2 separate regions of the Homo sapiens genome follow, and region 2 is linked to region 1. The links are chromatin loops, found by intact Hi-C in ENCODE. Cell type or tissue: sigmoid colon. All regions are shown on one strand. Links, peaks and the distances in the headings refer to the core of each region. The heading gives the core; the rest is flanking DNA.

What was found. A loop is a pair of places that touch in the nucleus more often than their neighbours do. Peaks named below come from ENCODE experiments on the same cell type or tissue, not always from the same donor. Only the 100,000 strongest peaks of a DNase experiment are listed, where the experiment ranks them.
Region 2: a loop joins it to region 1, with 2.1 times the contacts of the local background. A loop is called at or near these places in 7 of 110 quality-filtered maps.

Annotation. Positions count from the first base shown.
Region 1 is chr11:112,936,228-112,952,675 of GRCh38, reverse strand. No RefSeq gene overlaps it. Among named protein-coding and RNA genes, the nearest start is that of NCAM1, 17 kb to the left of the region's middle. In sigmoid colon, for the core only: no CTCF peak of the experiment used is centred there; a DNase peak (open chromatin) is centred at 9,143.
Region 2 is chr11:112,826,344-112,842,791 of GRCh38, reverse strand. LOC105369498 (a long non-coding RNA gene) reads left to right here and starts at 7,355. Exons shown (of 4, transcript XR_948020.3): 1 at 7,355-7,892; 2 at 8,275-8,463; 3 at 10,757-10,886. In sigmoid colon, for the core only: no CTCF peak of the experiment used is centred there; a DNase peak (open chromatin) is centred at 8,371.

The DNA.
Region 1 (16,448 bases), core at 4,654-12,653:
AATAAGTAAAAATCGTGGCCGGGTGCGGTGGCTCACGCCTGTAATCCCAGCATTTTGGGAGGCCAAGGTGGGTGGATCACCTGAGGTCAGGAGTTCGAGACCAGCCTGGCCAACATGGTGAAACTTTGTCTCTACTAAAAATACAAAAATGAGCCAGGCGTGGTGGCAGGTGCCTGTAGTCCCAGCTACTTGGGAGGCTGAGGCAGGAGAATCGCCTGAACCCAGGAGGCAGGGGTTTCAGTGAGCCGAGATCGCACCACTGCATACCAGCCTGGGCAATGGAGCAAGACTCTATCTCAAAAAATAAATAAATAAATAAATATCGCTAAGCTTCCAGAAGTTCTTAAATAGGATTTCAGTTGGAGACATGAATTATTTTACATGTTTTAATATGCACTCCAACTGCTGAGTGGAGAACATCTTGTAGGGAGGCAGGAGTGGGTGTGGAGAGGCCAATCAGAAACCACTGCAGAAATCCAGGAAAGAGATGATGGAGGCTGGGGAGGCGGTGGAAGGGATGCAGACAAGTGGAGACAGAATTGACCAAACTTGCAGATGGATGTGAAGAACAGTGAGGAGAAATCAACATGTAGAAGATGCAGGATATGTTTGCTTGAAGGGGAGGGGAAATCAAGAGTTCAGTTTGGGACAAGTTAGGTCTACCTTTGAGACATCCAAATGGAGACATAAAGATGATGGTCAGATATGAGAGCCTCAAAGTCAGAGGAAAAGTCTTAGCAGGAGATATGACTTTCAGAGTCATCAGCATCCACAGTACCTAAACCATGGGAAAAAATGAGACCACTTAGGCAAAAATATGGAAAGAGAAGAGCAGAAGACCCAGGCTTTGACTCTGAGAAACATCCATATCATGAGTTCAGATAGAGAAAGAACAACAAGCAAAAAGACTGAGATGAGATGAAATTGAAGTAGGAGGCCAACCAGAGGAGAGCAGTGTCTCAGCACCAAGAAAAGTGAGAGTTTTGTAAAGGAAGGAGGTGTCACTCTGGTGAATGCTGCTAAGAGGCCAAGTAAAAGGAGGACAGAGAAGAAAATCCACTGGGTGTGGGAACATGAGAGTCGTTAGGAACCTTCACAAGAATGAATTCACACTCTCTGGGATCAAAGTGAGTGCCTAACAGATGTTAACTATAACAGTAATAATAATAAGGTCCCTGCTTTTTCCTTATTTGACCTTGTGTGATGATAGAAAGACATGTGGGGCCTCATCAAGGGACGGGAGTGCAGCACTGGACAATTAGCTATTCACAAGTAGAGGTTGGTTTTATTTTAAGGAGTAGCTAGGACTCCATTGCTTTTTATGAATAATTATCATAGCAGTTGTGGGCAACTGATGTTTTAGAAGATTTGATTACATCAGTACTTGCAGGAAAAGGAAAAAATATTTTTGTTTCTCCCCTGCTATCTTTATTTCTCCAATTTAATCCTGCCCATCATCTTCACCACTCTTCCTCTGTGCTTTCTGTGGTTGTACTGCTTCCCTTTGTCACACATCAGAATACCATTCGGCATCAGCCCCAGCACCAAAGAGAGGGGCCTTGTAGGCAGAGCCAAGGCTAAATGTAGGTCTCTCTAGGTTCATATATATCTTTGGGTCCAGAGAGATGCCTATCCAGGGATCCCACGCCACCTTTTCTCCTAAGCACAAGCACCCTAGAGAGTGAGGAAAGAGATAGGAAGAGGAGGAAGCAAGAAGGCTGCTATTCACTATGGTTGACAAAGTCATTCATCTCATCTTCCCCCCTCTTCTTTGCTAAAAGAACTGAACTGTTTCCCCAACCTTGACACAGCCATGGCACAACATCTCAATACTCTGGCACCATCCTGAAGAAACAGAGTGCCTAGATGATGTTGTTAGCTCTACAATAGTTACAGAATCCTAAAGAGCTCAGAATTGGAAGTCAACATGGATATAAATGAATCCCCACCTATGCCTTCCAAAGGCTGGCAGACATTTTTATCCTTGCTCCTTTGCTCCTTGGGTGCCAAGATTTCCATAGCTTCCAGGGGCTCCAAGGAGACACAGCATTCATTCCAGTCATACACTCTGCAAAAGAAATTCCTTGATACCTCTGCAAGAACTGTGGAGTGTGGAGTGAGCCAGGCATGTTCCAGCATGGGAGGCTCCCACGCCAACCACCATCTATCCTTGCACAAACAAAGAAGAAATCAAGAAGAAAGATTCTACTCAGTGAGTCTGAGCAGGAGAGAACTGTGACAAACACCAGACCTCTCCTCCCATTGCCTGTCACTGCCCCACCCAGTGTTCCACCATAAATATCACTCAGAATGTTTGTTGAAAGAATGGAATCAACAAGCAAACCCACAAATAGCTCAAGGTTCGTTTGCTCTGGGGCTTCGGCCCAGGATTCCTTCCCCAGCTCCCATGGCTGCTGTTCAGGCACTTGTCATATCTCACAGAGTTGGCTGCCAAGCCTCCTGACTAATCTCCCCACCTCCACTCTCCCCTTTTCAAATCCATCTCCCCCAACCCCCAGAGCCATCTCCTTCAAAGAATAATTATGAGAAGCTGAACGTGTCACGTACCTACCTAAAACCCTGTCATGGCTCCCCATTTCCCCCTGGAATGAAGTCCAAGCCCCATGAAGGCCTTCTGAGGGACCAGGCCCCTGCTCTCTCAGTCTCACCTCTTACCTCTTCTTATGTCACATGGTGGACCTGAGTAATAGCACACACCAGCACCATCCTGTGTAGGCAGACTCCAGCTCATCCTCCAAGCTTTTATGGAATAATCTCTTCCCTGACCCTTCCCTTCCCACCTCTTGCTCCTTACCCTCGTCCCTTGGGTTGGGTGCTCTTCCCAGAAGCTTCCAGGATCTCTTGTACTCACCCCTATCACAGCACCCAGATCCCACATTGCAATCTAATTGCCTGTTTCTGGCTCTTTTTCCTCCACTAGCCAGTGAAATTCTATAGGACAAAGACTTTAATTTTATGTATCACTAGTACCTAGCATGTTGGCTGGCACATAGTAGGTGTTCAGTGCTTATGATGGAATGAATAAATAACGTCATCAATAAATTCTTCCTAGACCACTTGCCTTGGATGTGGTAAAAGCTACCTTTATACTATTGATATAGTTTGGCTCTCTGTCCCCACCCAAATCTCACTTTGAATTATAATAGTCCCCACATGTCAAGGGCAGGACCAGGTGGAGATAACTGAACTCATAAGGGTGGTTTCCCCCATGCTGTTCTCACGATAGTGAGTGAGGTCTTGTGAGATCTGATGGTTTTATAAGGGGCTTCCCCCTTTGCTCAGCACTCATTCTCTCTCCTGCCACCCTGTGAAGAGATGCCTTCTGCATGCTTGTAATTTTCCTGAGATCTCCTCAGCAATGCAGAACTGAGTCAATTAAACCTCATTCCTGTATAAATTACCCAGTCCCAGGTATGTCCTTATTAGCAGTGTGAGAACAAACTAATACAGTAAATTGGTACCAAGGGTGTGGGGCACTGCTATAAGGATACCCCAAAATATGGAAGCAACTTTGGAACTGGGTAACAGGCAGAGATTGGAACAGTTTGGAGGGCTCAGAAGACAGAAAAATGTGGGAAAGTTTGGAACTTTACATAGAAACTTGGAGGACTTAGAAGACAGGAAGATGTGGGAAAGTTTGCAACTTCCTAGAGACTTATTGAATGGCTTTGGCCAAAATGCTGATAGTGATATGGAAAATGAAGTCCAGGCTGAGGTGGTCTCAGGTACAATGAGGAACTTTTTGGGAAATGGAGTAAAAGACACTCTTGTTATGCTTAGCAAAGAGACTGGTGGCTTTTTGCCCCTGCCCTAGAGATCTGTGGAACTTTGAACTTGAGAGAGATGATTTAGGGTATCTGGTGGAATAAATTTCTAAGCAGCAATCATTCAAGAGGTGCCCGAGCATAAACGTTTAGAAAATTTGCAGCCTGAACATGCAGTAGAAAAGAAAAGCCCATTTTCTGGGGAAAAATTCAAGCTCTGCATCCCAGCTGCTGTAGCCATGGCTAAAAGGGGCCAAAGTACAGCTCAGGCCATTGCTTCAGAAGGTGTAAGTCCCCAGCCTTGGCAGCTTCCATGTGGTGTTGGTCCTGTCAGTACACAGAAGACAAGAATTGAGGTTTGGAAACCTCCACTTAGATTTCAGAAGATGTATGGAAATGCCTGGATTTCCAGGCAGAAGTTTGCTGCAGAGGTAGAGCCCTCATGGAGAACCTCTGTTAGGACAGTGCAGAAGGGAAATGTGGGGTCAGAGCCCCCACACAGAGTCCCCACTGGGGCACTGACTAATGGAGCTATGACATCCTCCTTCCCCCAGAATGATAGATCCACCTACAGCTTGCGCTGTGCCCTTGGAAAAGCTGCAAGCACTCAATGCCAGCCATGAAAGCAGTGGAGAGGGGGAAGCAAAGCCACAGGGATGGAGCTGCCTAAGACCATGGGAACCCACCTCTTGATCATCATGACCTGGATGTGAGCCACAGAGTCAAAGGAGATCATTTTGGAACTTTAAGGTTTAATGACTGCCCTGTTGGATTTAAGACTTGCATGGAACCTGTAGCCAATGTAGTTTTTGGCCAATTTATCCCATTTGGAATGAGTGTATTTACCCAATGCCTGTACACCCTTGTATCTAGGAAGTAACTAACCTGTTTTTGATTTTATAGGCTCATAGGTGGAAGGGATTTGCCTTGTCTCAGATGAGACTGTGGACTGTGGAGTTTTGAGTTAACACTGAAATGAGTTAAGACTTTGGGTGACTGTTGGAAGGGCATGATTGTGTTTTGAAATGTGAGGACATGAGATTTGAGAGGGTCCAGGGGTGGAATTATATGGTTTGGCTCTGTGTCCGCACCCAAATCTCACCTTGAATTGTAATAATCCCGACATGTCAATGGCAGGAGAAGGTGGAGATAATTGAATCATGGGGGTGGTTTCCCCCATGCTGTTCTCATGATAGTGAGTGAGTTCCCATGAGATCTGTTGGTTTTATAAAGTGCTTCCCCCTTTGCCCAGCACTCATTCTCTTTCCTGCTGCCCTGTGAAAAGGTGCCTTCTGCCATGATTGTACATTTCCTGAGGCCTCCCTAGCAATGCAGTACTGTGAGTCAATTAAACCTCTTTTCTTTATAAATTATCCCGGTCTCAGGTATGTCTTCATTAGCAGCAGGAGAATGAACTAATAAAACTAGGTAGGAGTTGCTAAGGGAAAAATGCATACAATGGTGACAACAATTATAGGTTTAGCACGTAAAGTCAAATTTCACCTTAAGATGTCTTAGAAAATCTTAGAGAATCTCAGGCCAGTCTCTGAAACTAATCTCTTATGGTTCTGATTCTCCTATCCCAGATTAATCAAGAAGATTCTATTTTCTCACTAATGTCATCCTTTTTCTCCTGATGAAGCTCAGGTGCCCTGGCACCATGCCTATCTCGACAGTAGTTTCCTCTGGTATCTTAGTGCCTCCTTGAAACCCTGGATTAGCAGCCCCCAGATCTCTGCAAAAAGATCCCTGCAAAGAGATCTGTCCTGGTTGATGGCTCACAGCTCGTATTTCCTCCTCTCTTCTTCGCATTGTCCTCTTTTCCTCCTGTCTAATGCTGGGCCCCTTTTTGCTTTGCAAATGCAGTTCATGATGAAATAGGGCAGCAAAACTCTGTGTTAATGATTTTCCATCTTTCTGTTTGCTGGATAATTTTAGGTTTCTTTTCTTCCTCTATGATTTCTAAACAAGTGGATGGGGACATTATTTCTCTTCTTAAAAACTCTGTGTCCCTGGGTCACAGTACAGACTAATTTATCCACTGGCAACATTTTTACTCACTTTGTCTGCTAAAGTAGTGAGAATACAAATAGTTTCTGTGTTCAATTAACCTCCCAGCAGCATGAGGGAGTTTGGAGCAATAAACAATACCTTTCCAACTTCTCAGCATCTTGCTCTGCCTACAATGTCTGCCCCCTTACCTGCTACTTGTGTGTTTTCTAATTTGTTAAGATCATTCTCAATGTGTTGCTCAGAGCAGAGCTTATTTCTCCAAAAGAGGTCCGGTCAATGTGGAGGCCAGTGGAGCCATTGCCACTTCAGCTCAGAATGCTACGAATTGTCCCATTCAGTCCAGAGTCACTCTGATTTGCAACTAGTTATGCAGGAATTAAAATCCCAGTACAGACCTCTCTTCCTATCCAACCTGTCTCATTGTCCGAATGTGCCTTGGAAAACCTGATATGAGAAAATTGATAGAAAGAAAAGAATATTTATGTTGCACAATGATTGCTAAAGGATCAGTAAAAAAGTTACTATCTAAGTTCATTCAGATAGTTCTATGCTCTTACTTATTTGTTTAAGCACCTCTATATTTCAGGGCTTATGCTAGGCACAATCTAGTGATAAACAAGACACCCTTTCTCTCCTCATGGATAAAGAGGAAGAAGGAGGACAGAGGAAATCAACATTGGTATGTACATTTTTGGGGGCAAACCATTCTACTTACATACATTTATTTACTCTTCATATGACTCCCTGAGGGAGTCAAAGAAATTCCATACTTTGTTCAAGGATCTGAGTCTAGGACTGTCTTTGGCACTGTAGAAGCTGGGTTCTGCAGGGATAACAGCCAACCTCTAAGTCTTAGTGACTTAAAAACAACTAACGTTATTTGTTGAGGGTTCTGTTCTATGTTGTCCTTGGTCGGAGACTCAATCTGAGGAAGGCTCCATCTCCATGATTCCATGATTATGGAAGCAGAAGTTAAAAAGGAGAGTGGTGAGTTGAATCACACATAGGCCCTTAAACTTTCCATCTGGAAGTGGCCACATCCTTTACACTTCCAGTTTCTTGACCAATACAAGCCATATGAATATTCCTACCTTTAAGGAGGCAGGGAGGTAAAAATCTGTTATGCCCAGAGGGAGAATCAGAAATATTTAATAAACAGCCTAATAACTACTACAGGCTCCAAAGCCTACATTCTTTTCCAGTACATTATATTCACAACTACTGGGGAAGATTAACTACTTTCAAAAGGGACAGGGGCAGAGATACATAAATCCAGAGAGCTAGGAGCCAATACCAAAGAAAGATCAAAATCAGGAATGAAGATAAGTTATCTTTGAAATATACATGAACATCAGTGAGGAATGGGATCCTTTTTGACACGATTCAGATTTACCCTCCAAATTTACAAGCACCAATAATAATACACACAAGAAGTGAGACCTTGCTATCATGAGATCTTTTAGGATTTTAATAACTAGGACGTGGTTCAAAGACCTGTTATACAATAGCCAATTTCTGGCTAAAATTTATGTTATGACGAGGTTTCCAAGTATAAGGAAAGAGCCTGCCACCTTTCCTCAGTTCTTTCTGTTGCCCTTTTGCTATAGATGAAACTACTGGAGACTGGGGTTGTTCTCATTTATTTCTGACATAATATCCTAGTAATTAGCTGTAAATTTAAAAGTGATAAATATGCATGAGAGCCAAGCTTGGAAGAGCTGCATAGCTCCACACAGATAGAGATAAGCCATCCATAGAGAAGCAAAATTATGGAAATCCTTATCATAATCTAGGAATAAAGATAAAGCCTCACCCTTTCCTAGGCATAAATGTTGATTCATAGGTGGTCCAAATGAGATCATTATGCACTACATCAGGCAACGTCACATATTGTTCATCTAATAGCACCGTGCTTAGTCACTGAGAAGCTCAATTACTCAAAATCAGACACCAAATATCACAGAGGAGTCCCCTTAGGCCCTCCCTACTTTAAAACACACACACACACACACACACACACACACACACACACACACACACGCCCCTTTCTGCTCTTCAAGTTAGGAAGAAAGTTGTACATTCTGAAACCACTTATGAGTTTAAATCCCAAGACAGCAAAATGATACAACTGCATGGTAATGTGGATTACCACCTGGGGGAAGATGGCTAAAGCACCTCTGTCAATGCACTTGAACTGAGAGGACTCTTTTCCAGGGCCAGCTTCTTCAAGACACCAGAGGATAAAGGGGTCTGTTTGGATTTTAGAGAAATTTGATCCACTTGGTTGCTTACACTGGGGTGGGTGTCTTGCTGTGATGGAATGCATTTTTCAGCTACGATCTGCTGTAGTCATTTGACATGTGCCCTAACAATGAACATATTTTAATATTACTTTACATTTTAGAGAATTAAAAGGCAAGCATTGATATGAATAAAAAGATTTGTTCGTATTCTAAACACAAAGGCTAAAGTCTTTCCATCTTTAATTAATGAATTATTTTATTATTTATTTGTCTGTTGAGACAGGGTCTTGCTCTGTCACCCAGGCTGGAGTGCAGTGGTGTATTCATGACTCACCGCAGCATCAACCTCTTGGGCTCATGTGATTCTCCCACCTCAGCCAAGTAGCTGGGACTATAGACATGTGCCACCACGCCTGGCTAATTTTTGTATTTTTTGTAGAGATGGGGTTTCACCATGTTGCCCAAGCTGGTCTTGAACCCCTAAGCTCAAGAGATCTGCTCACCTCAGCCTCCCAAAGTGCTTGGATTATAGGCATGAGCCACCGCGACTAGCCTAATTTATTTTTTTAATCTTTTAATCTTCTAAAATAATCACTGTGATTTAGATCTGGGGACTGCTGTTTTTCTCTATCTGTGTGAGTAACCAGAGTGAAGGTAACCACAATGCAATATCAACTTGACATCCCACAAATACTCATTGAACACTTAATATGTGTAAGGCACCGAGCTAGGTGCTACATACGTGATAAACACAGTTTAGACTTATTCACATTTGGTTCATCCTAGTTCAGATGTTTGTTTACTGTGTTAGTAATTCATTAAAGATTCATTTACTTAAAATAAAAAAAGAAAAACACCTTCAAACCAGACTAGTCTGTGTTTTCTATGTATGCAAGTGTTAGATACAGTAAATGAGATGTGGATTTATTAACAATATGTAAAGGAAGAAAGCAAGTTCATAACCTTTACTCATTTTTTTTAAAAAATGAGAAACCATATTTACACTAATCTTCCCAATAAGATTTTCTTTTTGTCATCACTTCTCCCCTAAGAACGGTACAGTGGCTTTGTAATGCCTGGGGCACCAAGCCCAAGTTCCCTTTTCTGGACTTCAAGCCTCACCCTATCCTACTAAGTTGATTTCTCCCTGTTTCCTGGCATGAATCCTCTATTAAGGTCAAATTGTTCCCCTCCAGTTCCCAAACATATGCCCTGCTGATTCATATGGGCACTCAAAAAACACTTACTGAAGCCTTGCTTTATGTGCCAGGCTCTGTGATGGGCCTGGAGAGAAATACGATGCAGTTTTGTCTTTAAGGAACTCACGGTCTAGGGTATGAGAGTACAGAGACAGGCACGTGAAGTAAGCACTAATCGTGCACAGTGTACTTGGGGCCCCTCAAAAGGAGATAATTGTGTGTGTGTGGTAGGGGGAGATGTGTATTGAGGGAGAGGTCAAGGACAGCTTCAGAGGAGAGGCCAGCTGAGCTGGTCATTGGACATTTGCCAAATGAACAAGTGGAGAAAGGGTATTTTGGGCAGAGGGACATTCTGTTCGAAGGAATGTTCTATTAGGTCATATTGCTCCTCTAGAAATGCTCTTCACTCTTGTCTGTGGCTGTTAAACTCCACTTCATCCTCATTTTTAGACTAGCAGCAGACACGCTTAAGACGGGGGGAAAACGTCAATGATTCAGCCCAATTCTCTCATTTCACGGAGGTGAAATTTGAGGCATAAAGTGTTAAGTTGTGGCTCATGCTTTGTCCCAAGGTCCACATTCACCAAATGTGTTTATTTATTCAATGTATATTTATTGAGCATTGACTATGAAAGGCACTATGAGAAATACAAAAACTAATTGAACCCAGATTTTTCCCTGCAATAATTTATTTCTCTTTAGAAATATATGGCCTAGAGATTAAGAGCGCTTTGGTGCCAAGACACATCTGAGTTTGAAGCCTCAATCCTTGACATTCTTGTTACTGACCTTGGATTAGTTCCTCATCCTGGCTGAACTTAAGTTTCCTTTTATGAGAATGAGGATAATAACAGAATCATCATCAGAGGTTTTTATGAGAATTCAGTATGATAACATTTGCAGAGCAATAGCACTCAATAAATCTTAAGGTTTAGTAATAAAGCCTTAATTCAATATAGGAAAATTAAGTGATGGCACAGAGTAGGTGCTCAATTAAGAAAGAGTTGGATGATTAATTAATTAAGATTTCATTTCCAAGATCTTTACCAATCAAAAATTTACATATAACTCCTTGATCATCTCAGTTCCCTAAAGCTTTATGTCAGGCAAAATTAAAATGGAGATTTCCCCACTAAGGTCCAGTAATTTCTTATACTGTAATGAATCCTGATTACCCTATTAGTATCATGCAATCTTTAAAATTGGTAGGTCTGAAAACTGTCCTAAAAATCAGCTGTTCTGTAAAAGAAGAGAGCGCCTTCCTGGTTTTATGGGTTACACCATTTAGCCATTTATACTCTATGCCATTTGGGCTCTACAGGGATTGTGGGGCCTATCCCCTGCTATTTGAAGCATTGTTAGGAGAAAGAAGGTGTCCTTCTAGAGGGAAAAATAAGAATTAAAGAAGAAATTGAGAGAGATAGATTGTGATCTCATGTAAGATGAAGCTTTTGAACAGTGGAAGACCTCCACAAATGGAATGGATTACTTTCTAGGTAGTGAAGGGTCTTGTGGCTGTAGGGGTTCCAGAAGATATAGGTCAGCAGTCATCATTCTGTAGAAGAGACACTTAAAGTGACTGGGAAATAGAATCAGCAGGGCTCAGGTCCCTTTCAATAATAAGCTTCCTTGATTACATTCAACCATTTAAGCAAATATTAATTGATTGCCTATTCTGGATTAAGTTCCAGTTCAAACTGCTAGCTAGACGGCAGTAAATAAAACAATGTCCCGATCCTTGTGGAGACTGCACACCAGTGAATTTCCTATGGAACCTCTCAGCAGGGTAACAAACATCCAATGTTTGATATCAGAGCAACTGAGCTGAATTTTTCCTTTAGATGTAAAGATATCTGTTGCCAGGCCATGAGAGGAAGAGCCTTTGTCAATCTGCACCACTTTGCCTTAGGAAAATCAGGCAAGAGAAGTAACTCAGAGTGCCATACATGGAATAAAAAAGAATAACTGTAAATGCTGGGGCTAAAACAGTCCCAAACCACAGCAGTAATGCTCGAATCATCAAAATCCTTCAAGATAAAGTTACAGGCCATGACTTAAACATTTGACTTGTTTTTATTTTATGTGCTACACAGCTCAAAACCCAATCTTTCACTCTGTAACCATCCCTGGTTTGAGTTTGGGTTTGAACAGCTGCCCAGCCCATCAGTGCATCAGTGCGTTTGAGCAGTAACTCATGCAAAGACATTTAAGAGCTCACAAGTCCTCAATAGACTAAAAGCAAAGAGAAATAAGATTCCATAGCAACAACATGTCACTCTAAATCATTGTTGCTGTTTCATGAACAAAATGAGGATCAAAATAGAAAATATGGCAGAGAGTAGCACCAGTTCAGCAGATATGATCAACTATTTTCAGGGAATTAGATCACTTTGGTTAGCGAGACAACAATATGCTCATTTTTGTTAGCTGAGCTGTTAAATTCAAAAGCTAGGAAAACTTATCATTATTTGTAACTTCCCTTTTCAGTGAAAAAAGGGTTTTATCCCATCCCTTGTTCTTTGCATCCGGTTATCAGTGCTAATGGAGACAGTCAGCATGAATTCAGAATGAGGGAACTTGAATACTGCAATTGAAAAACCTTTGCTGATTTGATTAAAGTTTTGCTTATTATGGTAAATATTCCAGCAGCCAAAAAGTAGTAGTAAACATTTGGAGGGCTGAGCTAGGGACTTACCTCGCTGTGGGATTTGCTAATCAGGTATTTTTGTTTAAAAAATATAGATGTACCCAAAATGAGCTCTCATATACGTGAAAGCTTGGAGTAAGCTGCATTGGATCAGCATGGACTCTCACCACATACACTGCTTAGAATCAATATAATATCAGGCAGAAACAACTTTCTAACATAAACAGCAAAGGGAAGCCTCTTGGAAATTATTTGATAAACTTTTCAAATAGTAACTGCTTATCTTAGAGTTGGCTCAAGACAGTGCATGTTGGAAATGAAAGAGCCTAAGAACAAAACAAGAATTTTCTTCAGTGTAGCTGGACATGAAGATGGTTTTGTTGTAGCCATTTGTTTAGAAGGAACAGGGGAGTGAGAATCAATTCTCATGTGCAATAAAGAAGAGGTTTCTTGTGTGCTCAAATACTCAGGAACTATAAATATTAAGACTCTAATTTTAAAATTCAGACAATTTCTATCTTTTCCCTCTGTTTTGACAATAAACAGCTATGTCTTTAAATGTGTTCCTCTTGAGGAAGTTTTCTTTTAGAGGCATTGTGTACTCTGAAATAATAAGCTTGCATTATTTCTGCTAACGTGTTCATCGCAGGTGTTCCAAGGTGGCATTATTGTCCTACAGATTTCTTTCAAGTCTACAAGCGAACTGTTTGTAAAAGATCTCTGTCAGTTTTATCTCTTGAGTCCCTTCACAATTATCTGGGGCTCCTCCATCCATGGTGGGACCCTCCTGTAAGAACTTACCAGGGTAATAGGTATACGTATGCTGTTATTGTGTTTTGTTTTTGTTTTGAGACAGAGTCTCACTCTGTCGCCCAGGCTGAAATGCAGTGGGGCAATCTCGGCTCATTGCAATCTTCTCCTCCTGGGTTCTAGTGATTCTCGTGCCTCAGCCTCCTGAGTAGCTAGGATTACAGGTGAGCGCCACCATGCCTGGCTAATTTTTGTATTTTTAGTAGAGACAGCATTTCACCATGTTGGCCAGGCTGGTCTCAAACTCCTGACTTCAAGTATTCCACCTGCCTTGGCCCCCCAAAGTGCTGGGATTACAGGCATGAGCCACCGTGCCTGGCCATGCTGCTATTGTTTTTTTTAACCATTTTTATTTACCTTGACATCTTGATGTCACTGTTGGCTAGATTATTTTGCCATCTTACAAGGGAATTGAATTTCCAACAACAAACATATATTAAGTGTTTTTACCTGGGGATATGAAATGAATATTCTTTAAATTATTTATCATCTTTATACCATGAAGAAAAGAGTGGAGCTGATCTTCTTTGTATACTGTATGTATTATCTCACTTAATTTTCATAATAACAATATGGGGTAGGCTTTACCTATATTGGCTATATTTTACTGATTTTTTTTTAAACCTGATGTCCAGCAAAACTTACTTGCCTTCCCATTTATTATCCACAGAGCAAAGTCATCTTTACAAACATACATTGAAATGTTTTCAGCCAAGACGTAATCACTTGACTGAATTTAACTTCCCACCTGAAGCAATTAAAAACTGGACAAAATAGAGACAATGATTTTTAAGACATTAGATACCAGGCAATTAAGGACAGTGATCTCTTAGAAATAGGAAACAACAGAGATGAGCTCTACAATCATTTCGTCTTATTACCCTACTAATTTCTATGTCATGGCACAAGGACTCCTCTGAGTTGAAGAGACAGAGCCAGGAATTTAGAGAAACCAAGGTGGCTAGAGTTCTTAGAACAAATTACGGGAGAAGAGTAAACTCTACTGCAGGAAGCTCTGGTGATCTACAAAGGGTCTCATTAAGTCTTCAACCAAGAACTGATCAGATTATACATGTGAAGAAATTGCCCGAGGCTGGGAAAAGCACTGCGGAAGATGTACAGGGAGCAATCACTGGAGATCATACAGGATCAGGAATAGTTACCTTTCCCATCAGCCAGATTGGAAAAACCTCATAATTAATGGGGCATTGAGTAATATACTCAAAAACATTATGCCTCAGAAGTAGAGTAAAATTCATCCGAGACAAACTGCTATTCTGCCCTCACCTAAAAAAAATAAAAGCAAGAAATAAAAGGTTCAAGCTGTTTCCAAGTAACTCTACTGTGTCTCAGAACAAAACTTAAGAATAGGTATGGGATACAAAAATATCCGGCAGCCAAAAAAGTAAAATTCATGCCTATTATCCAATCAAAAATTAATAAGCCAGCAAAAAAAGGAAGACAATATGAACTCATAAGGAGAAAAGGCGATTAATTAAACTGGCCCAGAAATAACACACATGATAGAATTCATAAATAAGGACATTAAAATGTATTATACCATGTTCCATATACTCAAGAAGCTACAGGAAATATTGAATAGTTAAGTAGACAGAAAATATTTTAAAACCCAAATTTAATTTCTAAAGGTAAAATCTATAATGTCTCAGAGTAAGTAAAATACACTGGTGTGGGGCAGATTAACAGCAGATTAGATATTGCAGGAGAAAGATTCATAAAACAACAAAAACTATCCAAAGTTAAACAAACAGAAAAAGACTAAAAATAATTAGCAGTAGTGAACAGTAGGACATCTTCAAATGGCCTAATACACATGTAATTAGAGTCTTCAAAATGGGAGGAGCAGAAAAATATTTGAGAAAATAATGGTCAAATATAATATTTTTCAAAGTTGATGAAAACTATAAACCCACAGATCAAAGATTTTCAATGAACTCCAATCACAAAAGCATGAAGAAAACATCACCAAGGCACAGCATAATCAAATTGCTTAAAATCAGTGATATAGAGAATACAGTGTAATCACCACTTATCTGTGGTTTCCCTTTCCATGGTTTCAGTTACCCGTGGTCAAACATAATTTGAAAATAGGTGAGTACAGTGCACTAAGATATTTTGAGAGAGAGAGGAGAAAAAAAAGAAGAGAGAGCACATTCAAATAACTTTTTTATACTATATTGTTATACTATTATATTATTCTATAATTATTCTATTTCATTATTAATTATTGCTGTTAAATTCTTACTGTGCCTAATTTATAAATTAAACTTTATCATAGGTATGTATGTATAGAAATAAACATAGTATATATAGGTTCAGTACTATCAACAGTTTCAGACATCCATTGGGGGTCGTGGAAAATATCCCCTGCAGATAAAGGAGAACTACTGTATGTTAAAGTACATGGAGAATAAAAGACACATTACTTAGAGAGGGTCAAGATAAGAATAAAAGCAAACTTCCAGTCAGAACAATGCAAGGCAAAATACAGTAAAACAATAGCTTTAAAGTTCTGAAAGAAAAAAGTCAACCCCAAATTCTATATATCCAGTAAGAATGCTTTTCAGGAAGGAAGACAAAATAAAGCATTTTTTAAAAAAGAATTTATCACCAGTAGATCTATACTACAAAAAATGTTAAAGGATGTCCTTCAGGAAGAAGTGAGACTAAAGGAAATCTGAATCAATGCAAAGGAATGTTGATGACCAGAAATGACAACTCAGGTAAACAAAAAATACTTTTTCTTGTTGCTTAAATCTCTTAAAAATAATTGGTCATTTAAAACAAAAATAATAAAAATACATCATGCAGATTATAACACATAACATGAAATGTGTGACAAAAATAGCACATAAAAAAGAGGAGAGAATGACAAGTATACAAATGTAAAGATCTTATACTATACATGAAGTGGTCTAATATCACTTGTGGGTAGATATTGATAAGGTAAACATGTACTATAAACTCTAAAGCAACCGTTACAGTAATACAACAAGAGTTATAGCTAATAAACTAACAAAGGAGATAAAATATAATCATAAAAACACTCAATTTCTTAAAAGGAAGGAGAAGAGAAAAAAGTGAGAAAAACAGATAAGACAAATTAGACATCACATATCAAGATGGTAGTTTAAACTCAAACACCTTTTTAAAAACACATTAAGTGTAAATAGCCTAAGTATTCCAATTAGAAGGCAGAGATTAGCAGATTACATACAAAAGCAAGAACTGTACTTAGCCAACAAGAAACACACTTTAAATATAAAAACACAAATCGGTTAAAAGTTAAATAACAGAGGATTTACACTACCTGATTTTAAGTCTTACTATAAAGCTATGCTAACTAAGACAGTGCAGCACTGGTGCAAAGCTAGACAAACAGATCAAGGAAACAGAATAGAGAGTTATGGAGAATAGAGGTCTATTCAGAAATAGGGCTACACATATGGGATCTACTGATTTTTTTTTCTTTTTTTTTTGAGACTGAGTTTCGCTCTTGTTGCTGCCCAGGCTGGAGTGCGATGGCATGATCTTGGCTCACTGCAACCTCTGCCTCCCGGGTTCAATCGAACCTCCTGCCTCAGCCTCCCGAGTAGCTGGGATTATAGACATGCACCACAATGCCCAGCTAATTTTGTATTTTTAGTAGAGACAAGTTTCTCTATGTTGGTCAGGCTGGTCTCGAACTCCCTACCTCAGGTGATCAACCCACCTCAGCCTCCCAAAGTGC
Region 2 (16,448 bases), core at 3,857-11,856, 110 kb after region 1:
TACTTTATGTGATGTGTGGTGATTTGTTTATTCTGAGAATTAATATAACAAAATAATTTGGAGTGTGAAATTTGGAACTGGACATAGCTGGCTAGAATTCTGGCTCTATTGCTTACTAGCTATAAAACCTTGGGCAAATTAACCTTTCTGAACCCAGTTTCTACCTCTGTGAAGTAGGAAAAATAGTGCTCACCTCTCGAGGTTGACATTAAGACTAAACGAGGGAGGCTGTGTGTGTGTAGCACTCAGAAATAACTTAATGAATGGTGGCTGTCATTATTAACATTGCATGTGTCTTTCAAAGAGGCCATATTGGGGAGCAGAGGGGCATGGGTCTGGAACCAGAGTGCATCTGAGAAGGCGGAGGCTGCATGCAGTGAAGGGGTCTATAGGAAAGCACTGGAGCCTGGATTCTCCGGCTGGACTCATCTTGGCACCTGACTGGATGAACCAGATAGGAAGACAGAGCAAAGTCGAAGCTTCTTTGCTGTCCCAGAAACTAACTCCCTCAGCATGATCCCAACCCACCCAGCTGTGAAATTGAGATCATTACCTACTTCCTCACTGCTCCCTTTACTTGTTCTCTCATCATTCCTAAAACAGGTGTATGCGGAGGCAGGGGAGGGCACAGCCCCTTAGCCCTACATCTGCCTGGGACCCCTCTGTTTCCTGCAGAGAGTTCTTCTGCAGTCATCTCTCTCTTCCCTATGGCTGTCATTTAGGCAAGGACTTCCATGCACTCCGTAAGCCACCTCCAAAGGTCTCCTCTCCTTACACACACTAGTAGCTGTTTGTCCATTTGTTCACTCAGTCAGCTATTAATTAACCAGGTGCTGGGTGGGGGGCAGATCCTGTGCTAGGTGCTGGGGACACAAGGGTAAACACGTTGTGGTTCCTCGAGTTATTCAGTCATCTGACAGACCCTGAAGGGACTCAGGATGTGGCTGAATGTGATGAACTGCTGGTCAGTGGCCACCCCCCTCCCCTGGTGACAGCAGCACATGGAAGGAAAAAGCAGAATCTTGTTGATTTCAGGTGGACCCCAGCATAGCAAGGGGGTGTAAGGTGGTTCCTCCTGTGCTACAGCTTTGGGGGCATGGTAACTCAGCAGGGAGGAATGGATGGCATTGGAAGAAGGGAACTACCTGCCTTTTGTGGCTTCAGGGGGTTCTATGATAGACACAGTATGAAGAGACCATGAGCACAGTCAAGGGTCCTGAAGACTCCCAAAAATAACCAAGGAAGATGTTGCTACAGGTGAAGGGGGCTGAGATCTTGCAGTTCTGGAAATCAACAAGCCTTTGGGTATTCATGTTAATGTGTCCTGCTTTTTGCATAGGCTGAGGAAGCCTGGGGAAATATGGGTTTCCCTAGAAGAGAGCCACATTGCACTCAGAGTGGAAATTCACCATCCGCCTTCCATTTTCCCCTCTTCCCCAAATTCATATGTTGGTGGCATAAGGGGCCTGATGCCACCTACCTTTTGGGAATATTCACTCAGCAAGCAAAGTTTGCATACAATAGAATCCCACCTTCCTCTAGGATGGGGCTGGACCAGCACAACATGCGCCCCTACATGTGTGTTCAGAAGGTAACCGTCATCCCTCTCTTCCAGGTGGGGTTCTCCCAAGAATCTTTTGCCTCAAATCCCCATCCCGACCCCTTACTCATACCCCTTACTCATGTGACTCTGTTCTGGCAACCATATACCTCCAAAAGGCTGGGGGCTTTGGATCAGAATTCCTCCAAATGAACTTCCTGGGGACCCAGACTTCCCCTCCTCCCTTCTCTAGCTACACTCTCTGCCTTGCTGATTTCACCCAGTCCTGTGACTCTAAATAACATCCATTAGCCAATGACTCTCAAGTCTAACCACTCATACATGACATCTCCACTTGGATAATAAATCATGCTGCTATAAAGACACATGCACACGTATGTTTATTGCGTCACTATTCACAAAAGCAAAGACTTGGAATCAACCCAAATGTCCAACAATGATAGACTGGATTAAGAAAATGTGGCACATATACACCATGGAATACTATGCAGCCATAAAAATTGATGAGTTCATGTCCTTTGTAGGGACATGGATGAAGCTGGAAACCATCATTCTCAGCAAACTATCGCAAGGACAAAAAACCAAACACCGCATGTTGTCACTCTTAGGTGGGAATTGAACAATGAGAACACATGGACACAGAAAGGGGAACATCACACTTCGGGGACTGTTGTGGGGTGGGGGGAGGGGGGAGGGATAGCATTAGGAGATATACCTAATGCTAAATGACGAGTTAATGGGTGCAGCACACCAGCATGGCACATGTATACCTATGTAACAAACCTGCACATTGTGCACATGTACCCTAAAACTTAAAGTATAATAATAATAAAATTTTAAAAAATGCACTTTAACTCTCTCAGAGCTCTTAACTGCACTTCCACATCCCGACCTGTTCCTTGAGTCTTCCCCATAACAATAATTAGCATCCCATCTATCTGGTGGTTCCAGACAGAAACTGGAGAAATCCTTGATTCCTGTCATCTCTCATCTTCCACATCTAATTTATCAGCAAGTGCTATCATCTCTACCTCCAAAATATTTCCCATACCCTAGTACTTATTTACACTACCTCTCGAAACAAAACTATCACCTTCCTCCCCTGAGCTCTGCAAAAGCCTCCTAATTCATCTTCCTTCTGCTCTTGTCCTGCTTCAATCCATTTTCCAAATAGCACTTTTCATGTGCTTTTGAAAATACATTATTAGACATCATTTCCAGCAGCTTCACATTACATCTAGACTAAAGACACAGTGTTTTGGCATGACCTCCTCGGGCCTGCCTGATCTGTCCCACCTACCTCTCTGTGCCATTCCCTCCTTCAGCTCTCCCCAGCTCCCCCCAGCAGCCCCCCACCTTCTCACTGCCTGGAACATCGCCCTTCCAGATCTCCAGATGGCTGAGTTCTTCCTAGCACTTGGGCTTCAACTCAAGTATCTCCAGCTCAGAGAGGCCTTTGGTGTATCAATTTTAAATATTCCCTCATGACATCCCAGTCAATCTCTAGTTCATTTTCCTGTTTATTATTATCTGCAATTATTTGATTTGATTATAGGTTATCTGTCCCCTGCCACCTCCTGTGTACACTGTCCCTCCAGCATTTAGAACAGGTCTAGAACAGTCGACATCCAATATATACTCGCTGAATGAATAAATGAATGAACACTTTTTGGAAGTTGTTTGCGGTAGAAAGATGAGAAGAGAAGCAAAAACCCAGTGCCCGAAGGAACCATTGTCTAATGAGAGTTTTCACCTACTTAGCACTATCTGTATGTCAGTTCTCCACATGAGAAGTCCCACTGAATCTTCAATAATCCTAAGAGGTATGCATTGTTATGATTTCTATTTTACATACGAGAAAGTGAGGCACATGGAAGTTTAATATTTGGCTCAAACTCACATAGCTAGTGAATGGTGGGGACGGGGCCCAGGCCTCGCCATCACTGGGCTCCCAGGGAACATTCTGTGGCCCCACTCACACACTTCCTTTGAGTCTGGAGGAGTCAGGGTTGCCATAATGTGACCCTCAGGGGATGCTGGATTCTGGCCCAGGGACAAAGAAGCAAGTCTTGACTTCTGCATCTTGTGATTCCTTAAGACTGAGAAGCTCTGCAGGGACCACTCTGCTTTTCCCAGCAGGGGACTGAAGCAGCCTGAGCTTGGTCCAGTGGAGAAGCTGCTAGACTGCTATTATTTCCCTTTCCTACACATATGAGGCAGCCACAGTGATTTGGGGACAGCAGGAGAGTTATGTGACAATGATTCTTGAAGTTAAGGAATGTATGAAATGACTTCTGCTGGGCCTTGCCAGCCTGCTGAATGTTGATGCTCCGGAAGCAGAGAGATAATCAGTAGAGTGACCACCTGTTCTTGGGCCATCTTAGTTCTGGCTGCTGCTGGGGGCTGGTGCCCATGACCTTGGGTGGGGTCCCTAGGGTGCATTCAGGAAATAGCGTGTTAAGTAATGGAAGCCTCCGTCAAGGGGCCATGATAGATCTGTTTTTGGCTGCTCCCTGATGGGGTGTGATTGATTCCCCCTGGATCCTGGATCCCTTTTCTTACTTATTGAGTGTGGTGATGGATTTTTGACAAGATTGATTTTGACCTGAATACTGCTGAGCTAAATGAATCAACATTGTCAATTTCTCCTCCTGGTCTCAAAGGATAGTTAGGTGGATAAGGACATTTTTCTTTCAATTGAAATACTTTTAGCTTCTCTGGCTGCCCAGCCAAAGGCATCCCTCTGCCAGGGCCCACTGGGTGCCCTCACACTGGCTCCTTCTTGTAGCCATGAATGCAGGGGTCTGCTTCCTCCTTCCTTCCAGAGAGGTCCATTCCCCTGTCAGACCAGTCTCCGTGCCTGCAGGGCTCTGCTTCTCTCAGACATTTATGACAGAAATATGAGCAGTAAATTGGGCTTGACTGAGTGAAGTGGAGAGAGAGATTTTTCTCTCATCTCTCTCAGAGCTGTGATTCGTTAATCGGCACATTACTTACTTTCCCCCAAACCTCGGATTCGTATCCAATCTTGAAGGCACTGCTGATGTATGGCCACTAGCTTCTTGGAATGGGATTTTCACATTAATCTTTGCTCCCTCAGAGTCTAAACAGTTTACACAAATGGTTCTAAGACACCTCAGTTTTCCTGCCTCTCTCTGCTTTCTCCAGATTTACACAGCTAGATCCACCGCTGGGCTCACCTGCGCTTTCTGGCTTCCTGGGTCCTGCCTGGGAGAGGAGGGGGTGCAGACAGTGGAGGAAGTTGGACAGGAGAGGGAGCTACCATTGCTCCTGGCCTCATCTGTACCCGAAGAATGGTTACCCTGAGGGGTGGGCATTGTTCTCCTCCTTATATTATTCATACTGTTTATGAGACTGCATAAACTAAACAATATTATCTAATAACTAACACAAGATGACTACCCATTGCTGCTAAAGGCTGTCTGCAGTGCTCCTCATTCGTTGCATCTGATCCTTAGAACAACTCTGCAAAGTACAGATGTTTTAGCGATGTTTTCAGATGGCCAGCCGGGGCTCACAAGTGTCAACAGCCTGCTCAAGAGTGCCCAACTAACCTAGTGCTCTTTCTATCATGCCCAACTGCTCTGCCACCCAGTGGAGGTTTGAGCTAAATCACACGCAGTTCGGACAGTTCAGGCATGATGATAGCCAGGTTCCCCAGTCAGGTGGCCGAGCCCCACCAGACCCTGAGCCAACCGAGGATGCAGCTTTCCTAGGGAGGAGCCTGAGGCACCTATCGGGGGATCCCTGGTCCCTGGCCTTACCCTGGAGCATCACCCACCAAGTGCTTCTCCAGGACCTGGCTCTGGGTAAGTATGGCTGGCTGAACTCTTGGACCTCTTGGCCCTAGGAACACAGCACTGCTTCCTGGGCTGGGTGCCAGCTCCCAGCTCTCAGATTGTGTCCCTGATCTCTCATTCCTCATTCTCTCCCTTCATTCTCAATTCACTTTCTACACCCATTATTCTTTAACAATTATTTTGACAATGACTAGCTTCTAAGGAAGCTCCCTAACTCATCATCAGAGAGACTTCAGCAGCCAATGATGGAACCCGGCCTTCCTCCAGGTCAGGAGGAACCTCAGCAGCCAATGATGGAACCCGGCCTTCCTCCAGGTCAGGAGGAACCCAGCCCCGGGTCCCCACTGAGATAATGAGCCATGAGTCCTGGATCCATGATTCCTGAGTCCAAGTCTGCAGCCTTTTTCATGACACCACATTTCCACCTCCAGCCATTCTCTTCCCACACAAACAACCCATTGACATTTTTATAACTTTATTAGACTTAGCTCACATTGTTCTCAAACTGGGGACATGTAATTTGGTTTGAGGAGGTGGGGTTTCCTGAGTACTGTCGATGCAGGCTTAGCCTGAAGATTATTACTGGGTAGAATATTCTAGAGAGGAAAGGGCCCCTGCTCCACTGCTGGGCCTGTAATGAAATGAATAGTCCTGCTGTTTTTTGGACAGGCACCTCTGAGCTAATAGCAAGTCACAGCAGTGCAGGTCCCAGGAGAGTGGCACTCCAGCCTGAGGAAGGAGTGACCCCTTCAAGCTGGGAGTCTCTGGATCCAGAGGTCAGCCTCCTCTTCCTGCCCCATGACCATCAAACACTGTGGGCACTGCTGAGAGACAGAGGGACTCAGAAGGGTGCTCAGAGGCCGTGAGGGGAAGGAATGGCAAGGTGGAATGTCTGCAGCTGAGGCCTATAAATCTGCAGGCCTTTCCCAGGGACTAAGCCTCAAGCAGAGGAGCCTGTGGGACGTTGGGGGAAGCCAAGGGGCAGCTCTCTCCTGTCATTGGGCAGAAGCTGGGACCGGGAGAGGGCGGAGCTGTGGGGGCAGTCAAGGCCCCCGAGTGGGTGAGTGGGTGCTTCCGCCAGAATGGAAGGGTGGGGGTCTCTGGTTTCTGTCAGACTCTGGGGGCTCGGCCTTTCCGATGCTCTCGCAAATCTGATTTATTTTCCTCCTAGTAATTCATCTCATCCTGACAGCTTCGGTGAAGGATTAGCTGCCAAGAGAAGGCTCTCTGTTGCCTTACCACACCAGGGAAAGCCAACTCAACAGGGAACGCCTCTTCTTGAGCGCTAACAAATTCTCAAGAAAAAAATGCAGACAGGCAGACTCAAAAGGGCCAGGTCCCTCAGAGAGCTCTCTCTTCTAATACAAATTCCAGGTTCAGGCCCAGGAGCTGAAGGTTCTGCCCCGGGCCGGTCCCTGCTCAGGCAATGTCTTCTCCCTGGTCTCCCTTCCACCGCCCCGCCCCGCGCCATCTTCACTCTGAGTGATCTGATTTGTGCTGTGAGTAGTGCAGATACCTCCTGAGATCAGCGTGGACGATTCTGGACTCCTTCCATTGGGGTCATTTTACTGACTGGTTATTCATCTGGGTCCAGAGGGAGGGGGTTGTGGGGGGTGATGTCTGGCTGTTGCTTAACTCCTTTATTGCTGGTTTGTCCTCTGCCTAGTTAATGTAGGAGCTTCCAGTGCTGCTCAGAGGCAGCTGTTCCCCAGAGAAGGGTGCAGCCACCTCCCCGCCCCAACTCCCCGCAGTGAATCTGGTGGTTATGTGTCTGGTCTCACTAGCTGGCACCTGCAGAGTGGGTGGGCCCCTGCTCTGTTGTTTCAGTCTACAAATCTAGTCTAAAATGTCTGAGGACTGATCTTCACTGTCTTGAACTCATCTGCTATGGAATAGGCAGGTTATAAAAAAGACAAATCATTTGCAGAGAAAGATCTCCCTATGCTAGGAGAAGTAGACAGAGATAAATGGAAGGAACTGCTCTCCAAGATTCTTAGTCACTTCCTTTTCTTTACAGGGGCAAGCTAGCCTGCTTTCCACCAGAGCATCTCCCTCCAAAGATGCAAGTGTGTGGAAATGAGACTGCAGGGAGAACTTCCAGGCAACAAAGGATGTGAGACTATAGAAGAGGCACTATAGCTGGGCTCATGGAGGAGGGATGCCGCTCTGGACTTTGCCCAGGGGATGCTGGATCTCTGATATGAAGGAAGAAGAGGGGGAGGAAGGGTCCCCAAGCCTCTGACCTTGATCTGAGCATCACAGAAGCCTCCTCCCCTGAGGATCCTGCAGTAGCCAAGCCACCAGCTTTCACAGATGATGGCTCACACTGAAATAACTTGTTCCTAGGGTAGTTGGTGATCAATGACTCAAATTAAACCTTAGAAAAGTTTTTTTTCTTCCTGACACTTTATAGGTTTCTCTACTTATCTCCTCCCTGGATGGCTGTATAAGCCAGATGACGGCTACCTGAACACTCTAGAAAAAGTGAATTCACAGAGGCTTTCACAGGGGTGAGTAAACCCTTGGATTGGCTGAGGGTGGGGGTTCCACCTGCCAACACCCAAACCAGCAATAATCCTTTCTAGGCAGCCACCCACTGTTTCTCTACCCAATCCCCCTTTCCCTGTTTACTATTTCAGCCTTCCTGGGTTGGTAAGAGCTGTTTCCTGCACCTCAGCCTCCCTCCCTTGTTCACATGGTTTCAGCTTCTAAATCAGGTTATCTCTCCGGTCTGCATTCCCAGTAACTGAATTATCTTTACATGAGTACACAGAGGTCTGGGCAGGGTGGGAGGGGCTGTCTGGGCTGAAGATTGTCTTCCTGGCCGCTCCCTGTGCTTGGTCTGAGCAGCCTCTTAAATGATGCTCCTGATCTCTTCTTCTCCCTCTGCAGCACAGCCTCGCAGTCTGGAGGGAGAAGAGGGCAAAGCAGTCTTCACGGATGCCACCTACTGCCTAGCTGGGCAGAGAGCCAGTGGATCAGAGAGGCCGGCTCTGTTCTTGGCAGGAAATGAGGGGCTGGCATGGAAATGCCACCCAGGCTGGGAACAAGATCTGTGGAGTGGCAGCCTGAGTGGGTGAGGTGAGGGGGAGTAAAGGACAACCCAGGGCTCTCTTGTCAGCAGCACTGGTCCACAGGGATCTTCAGTGGTCAGCATTCCAACATGCTGGGCTGGGCCAGGCCATAGAAACCCACTCTTTGTCAGTGAATCCCAAATTTCAGTGCACCTCTGAATCACTTTGGCAGGAGGGTAGTATTTAAAAGGCCGTTTCCCAAAGCCTAGCTCAAGAGTTGGATCAGGAAGTTCGGGATGAAGCCTGATAATTAGTCTTTTAATAAGCCTTCCTGGCAGGAGATGACTTTGAGAAATGTGGGTGTAGAGATTCAGACAAGAAAGCTAATAGGGTCATTGAAAGCCTTTTACCTACCAGAATGGGATCAATACACACTTCCCCAACTTTGAAAACAAGGTTTCTCCTAATACTGTCCTTGGAGCTACCCAACACCCACACTCCTATTAAAGCCACTAGGGGTGTTTGCTAAAATGCAGATTATGGGTTCCCAACACAGATGTATTGACTCAGAATCTCTAAGGGTGAGGATTTGAATATACATTTATAAAAAGCACCCTAATAATAATAATAACCTAGGTTCATATAATGCTTCCTCTGTGACATGTTCTTTAATATTAGCTCATTTAATATGTACAACAATTTGTGAGGTAGGTTATATTATTATTCCATTTAGCAAATGATGAAACTGAGACCCAGAGAGGTAAAGTAACCTGCCAAGTTTATACCACTACTTAGTGATTGAACTGGGATTCAGACCTAGGTGCTGCGATAGTTGGGCTCCTAATGTAGGAGAGGAAAAATATTTGTGCTCTACTATCTTATGTTTAGTGCCTGGAGCCTTTGAATTAAACTGACGAAAGGTAGATTAGCAGGAGGAAAAATACAGAGTTTATTTACCCGTGTAACAGGCATACATGTGGGAGAGCTCTGTGATGAGTAACTCAAAGGAGTATTAGAATTTGGGGCTTATGTACCATCTTAACAAAGGATAATAAAAGTGGAGAACAAGGGAAATAGGTTAAGGGGTGGCTGGGCTACAGTTTACTGTGGGGAGGTAAATATATGAGGAAAACTAATATTTGAGGTAAGATAAGAGTTATTTTAGTGAGGTTTACCTATGTAGAGCCATGTGGGCACTGACGTTTTGTCTCTAATATAAGGCTTGTTCACTGTACAGAACAGGGAAGGGGGAACACCTTCACAAAGGGAAAATTATGCACTGCTTCTAGGCAGAGAGAAGGTAGAGAGCTCTTGCCACGTTTGGTACATCTTAATTGCCTTCAGTGGTATACTTTGGAAGGCATATTCTGATTCCCTTTGCTAACCAGCATACCATATAGCCCAGCTTCTTCAGATGGAGGCTAAATCTCAAAACCCCTTATCAGTCATAATTGCCAGCTTCTGACCACCTCTGCAGTAGAGGGAAGAACCTGAGCAGAAGCTGATGTGGTGGTTGCTGAAGGTACAGGCCAGGAGGCAACTTGATGGTCTGTGAAGAGCACTGCTCTGGGAGTCAGGAGACAAGGATGTGCTAGGAACATGCCAGGTGACAGTAGGCAAGTTGATCCTCCTTTCAAGGCTTTGGTTCCAGCCATCTGTCAAGAGGATGCTAAGCTGGATGACTTCTAGATTCCTTCCCAGCTCTGACATTTGAAAATCATGTGCATTTGCCTTTCTGAGCAAGCTGAGGCAGTTTCCTGGAGGCTCTGTGTGTGTGTATGTGTGTATGTCATAGGGGAGAGGACTGTTATATGTGGGAGAAGTAGCCCCAGCCCAAGTCAGGCTGGGCATTTGTGTGTGGCTGCCATAAGTCTGGGTGTATCCCAGGCCAGGCCAGTGGGGAAGGGTTGGGACTTACGAGGGCAGGACTTGTGCTGAAATCAAGGCTGTTTCTATCTCAGCTGTTTGTCTAGTTTTGTCCTGAAACAATGCCCTTAGGCTCACCTAAGGAGAGAATGAAAGGCATAGAGACTGGGAAAGCTGTGGGGATAACCTAGAAACAGCTTCAGGGCAACAGAGACCTAGAAGTAGGCACCAGCTTTTGCCAACTGTACAGTCTTCTTTTCTACTTAGAAGCCAGCTCCAGGTAGCAGGCTGGGCAGGGCTAGGTGGGGCCGGACATCCTTTTGTGGTCTAATTCAATTCCTTGGGCCAGTTCAGGCCTGTGGAGAGCTCCATGGGAATGATCCACTGGGGAAAAGCCAGCCCCCACATTGATCCTGCAACTTCCTCGTGTAGCCTCAGCTATCTAGCAGCACATAATGTGGTGACTGAAACTGAGTCCTTCTCTGACCATACAGCTTGATCTGCAGTCCTTTCATCTCAAAGAGAATGGCCAGCAAGGAGCCCATTCATGGAGCCTTGTTGGACAACTCCACCTACACAGTCTTCAGTGGTGCTCTGGAGAACAGAAGCTGACAACAGGCTATGGTATGTGTGTGTCTATGAATGTGATGAGTGGGTGGTCAGGCACTGGTGTTTGATGAGAAGCCACTGGTTGTGGTTACCTTTGCAGCAAGAGACCATCATCTAGTCTCAGCTCCCATCTTTTTTTTTTTTTTTTTTTTGAGATGGAGTCTTGCACTGTTGCCCAGGCTGGAGTGCAGTGGCGCAATCTCCGCTCACTGAAGGCTGCAAGCTCTGCCTCCCGGGTTCACACCAGTCTCCTGCCTCAGCCTCCCGAGTAGCTGGGACTACAGGCACCTGCCAACACGCCCGGCTAATTTTTTGTATTTTTAGTAGAGACAGGGTTTCACCATGTTAGCCAGGATGGTCTCGATCTCCTAACCTCATGATCCACCCGCCTCAGCCTCCCAAAGTGCTGGGATTACAGGCGAGAGCCACCACACCCGGCTCTCAGCTCCTATCTTAAAGCAGAGACTGCCCAACCCTCCACATCTCCAGGGGTGGAGGGGGTGGTGTGTTCAGACTGTCTTTCTTGGTGCTCTACATGGATGGTCTCAAGACAGCTTCAACTTGGATATGGTTGGTGGCATGGCGGGAATGCCAATGCATTTAGTAGCTGGGCATTGGCCAACCAAGCAATTTACAGGGTTGAGGGAATGGCTTCAAGCCAGTATCCCTTGGGGCATGATGAGAAACCACCAGCCCTGGGGTCATCTATGTGATGAGTATTTGCTTGTAGAGCAAGATGGTGGGTGGGAGCTGGGAGGGACCTTAGAAGAATGCTGTGGTGAGCTAAGAGGGGAGACCTCTGAGAGAATCAAGCCCAGGTTCCTGCTAATGGAGCAATTATTAGCCTGCTGGTCTCCAAAGCACATCCTATAACCTAAAGCAGCATCCTTGTCTGCATCACTTCATGCCGGACCTAGCTGTGATACATCCTCAGATTCCAAGTCTGTTGCTTCAGAGGACAGGGAATGTGCCAGTACTCTCTGATAGAGGTGGACTCGAGGCGCTTCAACAGTTTAGTGATTCCTCCTCCATCCAGCCCTTCTTGATCCCCCTGGTCTGACCTGAGTGGTCCTTTCCTCTACTCAGCTCTGCACCTTCCTTATCACATTGTATCACAATTGCTACAGGTCAGTCTTCAGGTAGATTGAGAGCTCCCAAGAACAGGGACTTGCCCACTGTCTTGCCCATCTTTGTGTCCCCAGCCCTTGGCATATGGCATAGCTTAGGAGCTCTGTTAAAAGTTGTTGAAGGTTGTTGAGTGGATTGTGGACAGGTCTCTCGGAGATTTCTGCCTTGACAGGCCCTCTAAATCCCTTTCTTAGTGGTTCACCTCCTTCTCCCAGGCCCTGTTTCTCCCAGAGAAACACCTCCTCCAAAGCAAGGAGGAGGAGGCTGAGCACATGGTGGTTGTGGAAGGACACTTGGGGCTGACAGCTGCATGGTTGTATCATGAAAATGGCACCCTCACTGGGTGAAGACTTCAGCTGCCCAACACTCCACCCAGGGTTGGAATGAGAACCACAGGCTCCCTTCCCCCACCCCGGGGTAGCAGGCCCTCAGCTTCTCTCTAGCCAATCTATCTAGGCAGACATGGAGCTGTTGTCTGGCATCAGAGGTTTTCCTTGTTATGGGTCAGGTAGAAAAACAGCTTGCTTCCCAAGGAGAAAGTAGAACTTTGTCAGCACACAAGGGTAAATATTGAGTGCGATATGGTGCTAATTAGCTGCACAAAGGCCATTAGCATTAATGAGCTCTGTCTCTGTGGCTCAGTCCCTCTGCCGTGAGCAGCAGCACCATTGCTTTGGTCCAGGCTCACTGGCGGTGGCTCAGTGTGCTAGCTGCTGCTGTGCGTTTTTCTGATGCTTTTGTCTTGGAAGAAAAATAAAGACAGCTAGAATTACAATGAATTCCCTTTTCTTTTAACATTTCTTGGAACAAATGCAGAAACTTCAGGTTAAAGATACACTAAAAAGATTTTATTTGTTTCACATTCCCAATCTTAATCATGCCTTCTCATCAGACTTTGGACCACATAGGCTGGAATTGAAGAAAGTAGTAGGGTGGAGGAATGATCATAACCAGAATTTTAGGGGAACATTTAGTAGGTACCAAATACAGAACCATACACAACCTTGTTTAAGCCTCACAAGAACCACATAAGGTGGATTCTATTATCCTCATTTTGCATATGTGGGAGAGTGAAACTCAGAGGGGTTAAGTAACTTGCCCAAGTTCCTCCAGTTAATAAATGAAAGAGCTAGGATGCTTCAGCTGTGCCTGAATCCAGAGCCCATGATCTTAACCACGACACTGAACTCATTGGAAGGGAGTGCAGGAAGGATCGTACTCAACAGTCTTGCCTCTTCAAAAGTGGAGGAGAAGAAAAAAATCAACAAAGGTTTTGTTCATCACTTATTAATAAAGATATTTATTTATGGTTTATTTAACATCTACTATGGACTGGGTTTGGGGATGTAATATATTGTTCTTGCTCCCATGGAGGCTGTCATTAAGAGATGAGGTAGTATAAACAGATAACTACAATAAAAGGTAGTATGGTCTATGGCAAAGATAGGCACTGTGCATTGTGATAGCATGAATTAGGGGGACCTAAATGTATGTGGGGTATGAAAAACATGACAGAATCTTTTAATCTCTTAGTCTTTTTTGGAAATATTTTTTAAGCCTTTTTAATTGGTGAGGAAGTGAACTGCAGTGGATGGTGAAGGCTTCCTGGAGGATGCACTGCACGAGCTAAGCCTCAAGGAATAGTCTGTGTTAGGTAAAAGTAGCAGGGGAGGGGTACTGCTGGTTGCAGGGTCACTTGGAGCAATGACTCGGAGGTGAGATACAGCAAGATGTGTGAAGGGAGGACTACAAGTATGTTTCTGTTTGTAAAGCATGAAATATGGGGCAGGTAGTAGTGAGGAATGAAGCTAGGGGAAGGTGAAAGTAGGTCACAGAGGGTCTGATAGGCAAGGCAAGGGAGCTTGGACTTTATTCTCAGCAAAACGGGGCTCCCGACAGACTTTTAAGCACAGGAATGGCATGGAAGATGAGACTGACACCATTCACTGATGGGTGAATGGTGGCTAGAGGCTAATGCAGTAGCTTGGGCAAGAATGGTGGTGGCCTGAATGTGAACAGTAGTTGTAGGAATGGATATAGGGGACACATCTGATACACATTTGGGAGGCAGAATTGGCAGCCCTCAGTGGTTGTCTAAATATAAGAGGCTTGAGGGAGAGGGAGGAGTCAGGAATAGCAGTCAAGTCTCTGCCTTGGGAAATCTGATATGGGTAATGACATGTTATTTACACATAAGGTCTGGGGACAGGGTGTGGTTCAGTTTGGGGCGTGTTGAGTGTGGCATTACTATGGAATACCTAGGTGGAAATACGTAATACACGGTTGGATATGAGATATAGGGCCTACAAAAGCCACTTGGAGCATCCTGATAACAATTGAGACACTAAGGATGTTTGGGATCACCCGAGGTGGTTGTTGTTGGAGAAGAGTTGGTGCACAGTGCATGCCCACACTCAGCGTCTTACCACTCTTGCCCAACTCTGTCTCTAGGGTAGAATCAAATCCCTGATTGCTATACCTGAGCTTATCTCTCTGATCCTCAATGAGGCCACTGTCTTAGTCCATTTGTGCTGCTATAAGGAAATATCTGAGACTGGGTAATCTGTAAAGAACAGAAATGTATTTTCTCATCATTCTGGTGGCTGGGAAGTCCAAGATCAAGGTACCAGCAGGCAAGTGCCCAGTCTCTGCTTCCAAGATGGCACCTGTTGCTGCATCCTCCAGAGGGAAGGAGTGTAAGGAGTCCTTATATGGCAGAAGAGTCCAAAGAGGTGAAAAGAGGCAGACTCCCTCCTTCGAGCCCTTTTGTATGGGCACCTAATCCCATTCATGAGGGCAGAGCCTTCATGACTTAATCACCTCTAAAGGCTTCACCTCCCAGTACTGTTGCGTTGAGAATTAAGTTTCAACCTGAATTTTGGAGAACAAAAACATTCAAACCATAACAACCAGATGTTTCCAGTTCTTCTACTCCACAAGTGTAGCCCCCTTGGGATTATACAGGAAGATCCACTGGCAGTAGTGTAACTCTAGAACTCCTTCCCCACATTTCCTGACATGGAAATGGCAAAGAATTATTGGATCTAGCAGTGACGCGGGGGAAATGATTACTGTCTTCTCTGTCTCCACTATTCCCAAGTATTTCAGCTCTTTCTCACTCTCCAATTCTCTTCTTGTTGGGTTGATATTGCAGTGGGGGTTTGATCCTAGATGGGTTGATAGTGCATAGTGAATCCTGATAGTTAAAGAGGGTTAGGCACAGCCTGCTTTATGCTTGAAATTGACTCTAATGGTTCTTTCCTGCTTCTAACCCTTTTTCCCAACCCCACCTAATACTATCCATCTGGTCAAGGTAACTAGGGACCCCCCCCACCCTTATGGCTCTCTGAACAAGACCCTTACATTTTGATGAAATTACATTTCATTAAAACTTGCATATCCTTTGTTTCATTTTCTTACATCATTTCATCCTGCTTTCCAGACAGCTCCCTAATATAACAAATTCCTTAGGATGATATCTAGGTCCAGCGTTAGTGGGCCAGGTGGGAAAAGAAGAACAGTTATTGACAGGTACCAAGGAAGTAGGTACAAAAGCAGTGCCATGAATTAAGTCTAAAGGCCAAGCTAAGGGCGGAAAAGAAAGGAATGGATAGCAGGATTAGTAGGAGAATCAAAACCAGGGTGAACCAGAATTAAGTGGACAATGCGTGGTGATGAACTGAGACCAACTCCTGCTTTCTTCTATCAGGAAAGAGATTTGAGGATTGGAAATTATCTAATAGGTGCTGGTATCTACCATCCCAGATGGCTCAGGCACAGCTGCTCATGGTTAATGTGAGGCTTGTGTAATGTAAGCCAGGCTGAGGAAGGGGTCAAAAGTTGTTTAGCACAGTAATTCAAGAGTAATTTTTCTGCAAGGAGCAAGGTCAAAGACACATTGAAGGAAAGGCTCTATTTTCCTCAGATGAGGTCAGATAGAGGGAAAAATAGCCCTTACATTAGTGTTAGTGTTTTTGTTTCTAACATAACTAGTAAAGAAACTAGATCAGTGGACTGAAATTAGAGCACTCATCATTTCCATTTGTCTTAAAAATAGAAAAAAAAACCTTTAGTAGGACTAGCATCCTACTAAACTTAAAGCTCTGAGTTTGCAAAGCAAAGGAGGAGAAGACATCTTCCTTAGGTGAAGCAGGGGTAGTTTCTAGAAAGACGTGTATGGGATACAGATTTGGGGGCTTGAAAGAGGGAGATGCAAGGGTTCATCCAAGTGGGATAGATTTCTTCTGAAGACCTAGGCCTCCTTTCCTTGGGTGATAAAATGGAACAGCAAAACAGGAAGAGTTATCAGCTGGGGTCTTCCTACATCATGCTGGGCTGAGAGATCTACCTCACCCTTTGGCAAAAAAACTCAGAATATATTTATCATAGCCTAGTAAATGTTATATCTGGAAAGACTGGTGAAGCAGGAAGTATATAGGGAAAAGGCAA